Regions from separate parts of the Homo sapiens genome. Here region 2 is linked to region 1. The links are chromatin loops, found by intact Hi-C in ENCODE. Cell type or tissue: ascending aorta. All regions are shown on one strand. Links, peaks and the distances in the headings refer to the core of each region. The heading gives the core; the rest is flanking DNA. Region 1 overlaps DLGAP1 (DLG associated protein 1). Region 2 overlaps DLGAP1 (DLG associated protein 1).

Region 1 (2,924 bases), core at 133-2,632:
GAGTGAGAATGTTCAGTGGCCTGTGACCCTCCCTTTCCTAGGCCACCTTCCCCAGTGCTTGGCTTTTCCCTGCCTGGCACCGGGTGATCCAGGCAAGGCCCTGGCTGGGGTGCCGAGGGTGGGGGAGACAGCTCTGGGTCCTTCTGTGCCACTTCCTCCCTGTGCTGGTGTTTCAGCAGCAATCTGCCCCTCTGCGATGGCAGCCTGTCCACAGCTCTAGTGCCCATAGGCTTGGGGACCCCGTTCCTTCCCTTCATCTGACTCTTCAGGCCTAGAGTGGCGAGGGCTTCCCACTGTGCTTGTCTCTGGGTACCTCGGCCTCTCTGGCTGTATTTTCTTAACCCTGCTCCCTGCTCTATAAACAGACCCTTCTCTAAATTCACCTCAACTCTCTTAATGGGATTCTCTTTCATGGGATTCTGACTGACAGAGTGCGGCTAAAAATATCTCAAACCTGATAGAAGCTGAGAGGAGCTGAAATTTCGAGTTGCAGAAACCTGGATGCTTGCCACTATATAGAGGACAGCAAACCATTTATTATTTATACAATTTCAGGCAAATAGGCTCTAGAAATTCCAGGTACAAAAGATCTGAAGAGATGACTAAACACTAACTAGGATTAGTTACATTAATCACGGACTTTTAAAATGACCAGAACCACCTGCTGCTAAATTATAAAGTCCAAAAAGACTTCAAGAATTGTTCAAAACTAAATAATGTCAACTCTCTAGAATGATTTATTCAAATTTAAGTAGGCCAGACTCACAATTTGGAGCACAGCTCTTTAATACATATAGATTCTAATTTTCTAAAAGAGAAATAGATTTGTTACTTGACTATTAGAAAATTCATTGCATATTTAAAAAGCGAGAGAACTTAGCTGTCTGCCTGTTCTGAGTCTGAGGTGTAAATGTTTACCTCATCATACATTAAGTATCTATAGATTATGCTCAATACTTTTTGCAAAATGTAGCATAAAGTCACTACTCATGCCCTTAAAATAGGCAACAACAATGTAATTTTAGAAAATGTTAATAAGTTTTCCTAGCTTTTGATTTTTTTTTTTTTTAGCTTTGGCCTTATCCTTTTTTTAGGTAGTGGCTGGCATTATGGATTAATTACTTAATACACTTTTGTTGCCTTAGAATTCACTGAGCTGAAATGGAGTGAGAGCTAAGATGCTCTCAGAATATTCTTAAAATGACTGTGCTGCAAAGAAGCCCGGGTGAATAGAAGAAAATAGAAGGAATGGTGGATACAAGTGAAGGTTAAAATGAGGTAGGAACTAAATATTATACTGGCACTTGGGGTTAGTATTTATGAATTGTTACTCTCTGGCAATGCTCTACTCTTTTGTATCTTCTTCGGGACAGAAAATTCCGTAAGAAAGACCTTTCCAGGAAGAGCTTGTCCCTAAACTTATGGGCTCAGGGTTTGAACAAAGCGTCTCTTCCAAGACCTTGTGAATAATATGCATGTGGGCCACGTAACTTCACAAAGTAAAGTTAAACGAATGCATTCTTTTCTTGCTATTAGACCCCATTTATCGCACCAGCTGTTGGTGATTTCAGCGCACCTTTCCAAGCCTCTTGAGAGTTCTGCTCTAACCACACTGCCCCCTAGTGTTCTCTCGCTTTGGTGCAACGTGAGTAAAAAAAAAAAAACCACCAAGATTTACTTTCAATATATACACTGTATTCATCAGTGTTTTGCTATAGAGAATGTAAGATATCTTTCTGTAAATTATTTAGATATTTAATCTTATTTATTTATTTATCCCAATAAGATATTAAAGCATGCTAAGCTGGAATGATTTTTTTTCATAAATGGGTAAAAGCAAAAGTAAAAGTTTAGATACTATTAAATAATTCCTGATCTAATAAACGGAGACAAATTACCTAATATTTTTGAGCACCTATTATGTTAGACATGTAAGAAATACTGTATTACAAGTGAAGTCTAAGTAAGCCTAATTCAATACTTAACTTTTAAAGTTAGAAACATTTTAAATATATTTATTAATTTGATCTCGAATTTGGGGAAAACAGTAAAGATGGAAGAGAGAAAAGGGAGAATTTTTAAATTTTACATATCTAAGTGGCTTTGTATTATGTTTTAATTGAAAAATATTTTAAACAAGTCAATTCTGATAAGATGTAGAAATTCTACTTGCAGCTTTAGGACAAAGTGAATTAAAAACAAAGGCTTTCTACTTGAAATGTGGCCAGTGTGACTGAGAAATGGAGTTTCTAAATTTTCATTTCATTTTAATTAATTTCACTGATTTAAATTTTAAAACTGATTGATACTCAATTCAGTCACTGAAAACTTTTACGTATGCTTGTAACAACTTAGGTATCTGAATCTATTTTTTTCAAATGTAAATTTTAAGATATCTATTTAGATTAAATATTCCTAATAAAAATATAGCATTTTAATTGCATAGGCTATAAGTGAAAAATGTACAGCACATTTCAAATGTTTAGTACAAAGCCAAAAGAATGTAATATTTCTCATTAATAATTGTTATATTTAGTACATGTTGAAATTTATATTTAGATATGTCAAACAAAATATATTATTAAAATTAATTATATTGGTAAAAAAGGCTAATAGTATAGAAATCATAACTATGTATTCCTCTATCTGAATAAACTGAGAGAATCAAGTTTTCAGATTATTAAAGATTGAAAAATTGAAAATATATCTGTTTTCCATGGTGCAGTTCACATACCACTGGTGATAAATTACTTTAGCCAATGCAAATGTATAGGCTTTTTATTGTTATGCATTATTTGAGCAATAGTGAAAATGAAACTGAGATATCAAATCTATGATTTTGCAGATATTGATGTTTAGGACTACACTACACATTAATTACAGTGCTCATGTTTATAAATTTTTAGTAACTTTGACTCCACCAT
Region 2 (2,924 bases), core at 210-2,709, 85 kb before region 1:
GTCATATTGTGAACCATTAACTGCAATTTGTAAGTCTCAAGCTGTGTTCCAAAAGGGACCGACTGTCTAGTACTAACACCCAAGAACACTGGATACTAATTTGTTGATATTATTGATTAGGGTTCTTTTCTTGCTTTTGATTTTTTTATTAATTAGTGATGATAATTACTTTTATTTCACTGAGATAGTGGTTAAAATAAAAACTCTTTCTCTCTTTCTCTTTCTCTTGATTCTTCAAATAAATAGTGCAACAGTCAATAGACGGAAAATTCTTTGAACAGCAGGGATCATATACATGCTCTATTTTTGGTGTCTTTCCAGTGTATTGCACACCACTGGTTGGTTGTTGTTGACTGCCCATCTTAAAAGACACTTTCAATGAACTTCACCTTTCTATTTACCTAGAATTCTGGAAAACTCCATATTAGATTATTACCTACATAATTTTCTCTTGCCTAGATAATATGTTTAAGCAATTTTGAGTTTTTGAGAAAAAATACACTCCCCACAACCTATTTTTAAGTCAATTTAAGTTCAGGAATCACACAGAAAAAACTGCAGCTTTCTTGATCTAGTGTCATTTCTTATGGGTTCAATGAGAAGTTCCTGAGAGTGTCCTTCCGAGAAGCATAGGAACAGGAAGTCATCATTTGCCATTTTTTTCATGATTAAAAACTTTTACAAGTTAATAGTTGGACTACGAAAATGAATACCTGCTGTCGGCTATCTAGTATCCCTGGCTAATATTAAGGAATAATGAAAATATCCTCTTTCCAATGAGCATGTGGATTATCACATTATTATTCAAATGCTAAAGAGAGTCACAAAAGCAGTGATTTGGAGTTTTATCTTACTAAACTGAGGATAGCTGTCTCCCTACATCTCCATTTTCCAAGTAGTGAGAAGGTAATACATTTGATGGCAATTTCTGTATTACTACTATTATCCACTGCAGAATGAGAGGAAATTAAGAGAGAGAAATTTGATGATTTAAGACAAAGCATGGAGAGTGATGTCTGGATTTAAGGAAACAAATGAACAAGTAGTCTGAGACCAAAATTTTCATCCATTAAAGCCTGCTGCTTCCTATAGGCCAAATTCAAATTCAATAGCCATTTAGCTAGGACAAAACAGAAACATTTGGGTAGGTGACCTCAGGTGAAGTGAAGTTTTTCCATCTTCTTAGTGAACTCCAGAACAATGAAAACTGAAAATGGCTGCTTGGCAAAAGGGCAAAATTGGCGATTCGGAATCATTGCCATCTGCTAGTGCCTGCCTTTGCGGTGTCCGGGGGAAGTTGATTATGGAGCTGTATTTGTAGCAAGCTTCAATGGAGTGACTCACCTCCTTTCTTGGACAAAAATAAAGGGTTGGGAAGGGATACCTCATTTTCTAAATATATAAAAATATTGCAGAAAATTAGAATAGGAATCTTTCTGATGACATCAACAGTGTCTAAAAAAAATGAGCCACCAACAGAGAAGGCTGGGTGGAGGTGGGACAAGATTTCTATAAAACCTGTAAGGATCATTGCTTGCTGGGAATTAGAAGGAGTCATAGTTCTAATCCTGGTTTTGGCCCACGAACTGCTGGAGGATAAGACATTTAAACACTCTAGAGTTTAATTTCTCCAGCTGCGAGTTGAGAAAGCCTTAGATGAGTACAAACAGAGCAAATTCCTGTTAGAAAGTTTTAGATGGTAAATGCCTATCAGGTAAACTTGTGTTCTCCCTGAGGACAAAAGCGTTGACTGGGCACCTACTTCGAGCCATGTTTAGGGTGCAGTTTTTGTGCAGTTCTTTAGGATGAAGTCTGGATCTTATACATATTTGATTACTTTTTGCACAGTAGTTGGCTTATCAACTGTAATCAATAAAATTTGTTGAATGAATTGATTTTGCATAAATTATCTCAAATGAATTAAATAAACCCTTTTTCTGAGGGTAAGGGAAGGGAATAGAGGTATTAGTCATGCAAATAAATCAAGATTGGATCTTTATTTAAAGAAAGTTTCTTCTTTTCCCCTCATAATTGGAACTTTCATTTTATATGATTATCAGGAGAAATGTATTCCCTAGACTCTGTCAGTAGATGGATTAGAACATTTGGAATAACTAGGAAGTTGTTTGCTCATTTTCAAGTTGTTCAGTGACTAGAATATATCTCATTGTGGGGTGTGTGGTGACATGGTATGCTCTAGCTAATTGAATCACCCAGCAAGGGCATTACATAAATTTTCAATCCTACAGAAAAGCAATCCAAGTCAGTTTTCTAATGAGCTGATTGATGGCTCTTTTGTGAACTATTTAGCAGGAACTGAAATGAACAAGACTTGATTCCTTTTACTGAATCATAGCACTTCTCCTTCCTCTCTTATTGCAGCTGGGCTGCCAAAGATGTGAATTGATACATCTACTTAGCTGCTATAGGCTCAGCATGTGCCAGAGGTTGAATATTTACTTAATGTCAAATTAGCATACAGCAGTGAAAAGTCACTCAATGGCAGTTGGTTATCAAAGTGGGTCCCTGGGCCCACAGCAGCAGCATCACTTGGGAGCTTGTTAGAATGCAAATTCTCAGATTCAAGTCCTGTCGAATCAAAAATTGTGTTTTAGTAAGCGCTTCAGGCTGATATGTGCTGAAGTTTTGAAACTGCTGATGTATGGTATTTAATGCCCCAAGAAACAACAAAGGATTTATTCTTCTTGACTCATTTATATTTTGGAAATAAAGTTTGTTACATATTAATCTGTTCTTTATGGATATCTAAACTTTAATAAACCAAAATAAGATTTCTTGTGCTCCCAACAACTCTAATGCTTTACCTCATATGTTTTGTTGTTTTAGGTGAGACAATGTCAATTCACATCAATAACTGTTGTCAGAGCACCTACTGTGTTAAGTTCTGTGGGGGAAATGCAAAT

Evidence for each region. Hi-C counts contacts between places; a loop is a spot of excess contacts. Peaks named below come from ENCODE experiments on the same cell type or tissue, not always from the same donor. Only the 100,000 strongest peaks of a DNase experiment are listed, where the experiment ranks them.
Region 2: it touches region 1 in a loop (2.4-fold over the local background); 6 of 110 quality-filtered maps call a loop at or near these places.

The regions. Positions count from the first base shown.
Region 1 is chr18:3,994,072-3,996,995 of GRCh38, forward strand. The region is part of intron 3 of DLGAP1 (DLG associated protein 1); the gene reads right to left. DLGAP1-AS4 (DLGAP1 antisense RNA 4) reads left to right here. Exons shown (of 5, transcript NR_102696.1): 3 at 1,146-1,278; 4 at 1,537-1,645. Among named protein-coding and RNA genes, the nearest start is that of DLGAP1-AS4, 33 kb to the left of the region's middle. In ascending aorta, for the core only: a CTCF peak has its summit at 1,624 (motif pointing left); a DNase peak (open chromatin) is centred at 1,600; H3K4me3 peaks cover 838 bases.
Region 2 is chr18:3,909,405-3,912,328 of GRCh38, forward strand. All of the region lies in intron 3 of DLGAP1 (DLG associated protein 1), which reads right to left. Among named protein-coding and RNA genes, the nearest start is that of MIR6718, 26 kb to the left of the region's middle. In ascending aorta, for the core only: no CTCF peak of the experiment used is centred there; DNase peaks (open chromatin) are centred at 1,277 and 1,525; H3K27ac peaks cover 1,888 bases.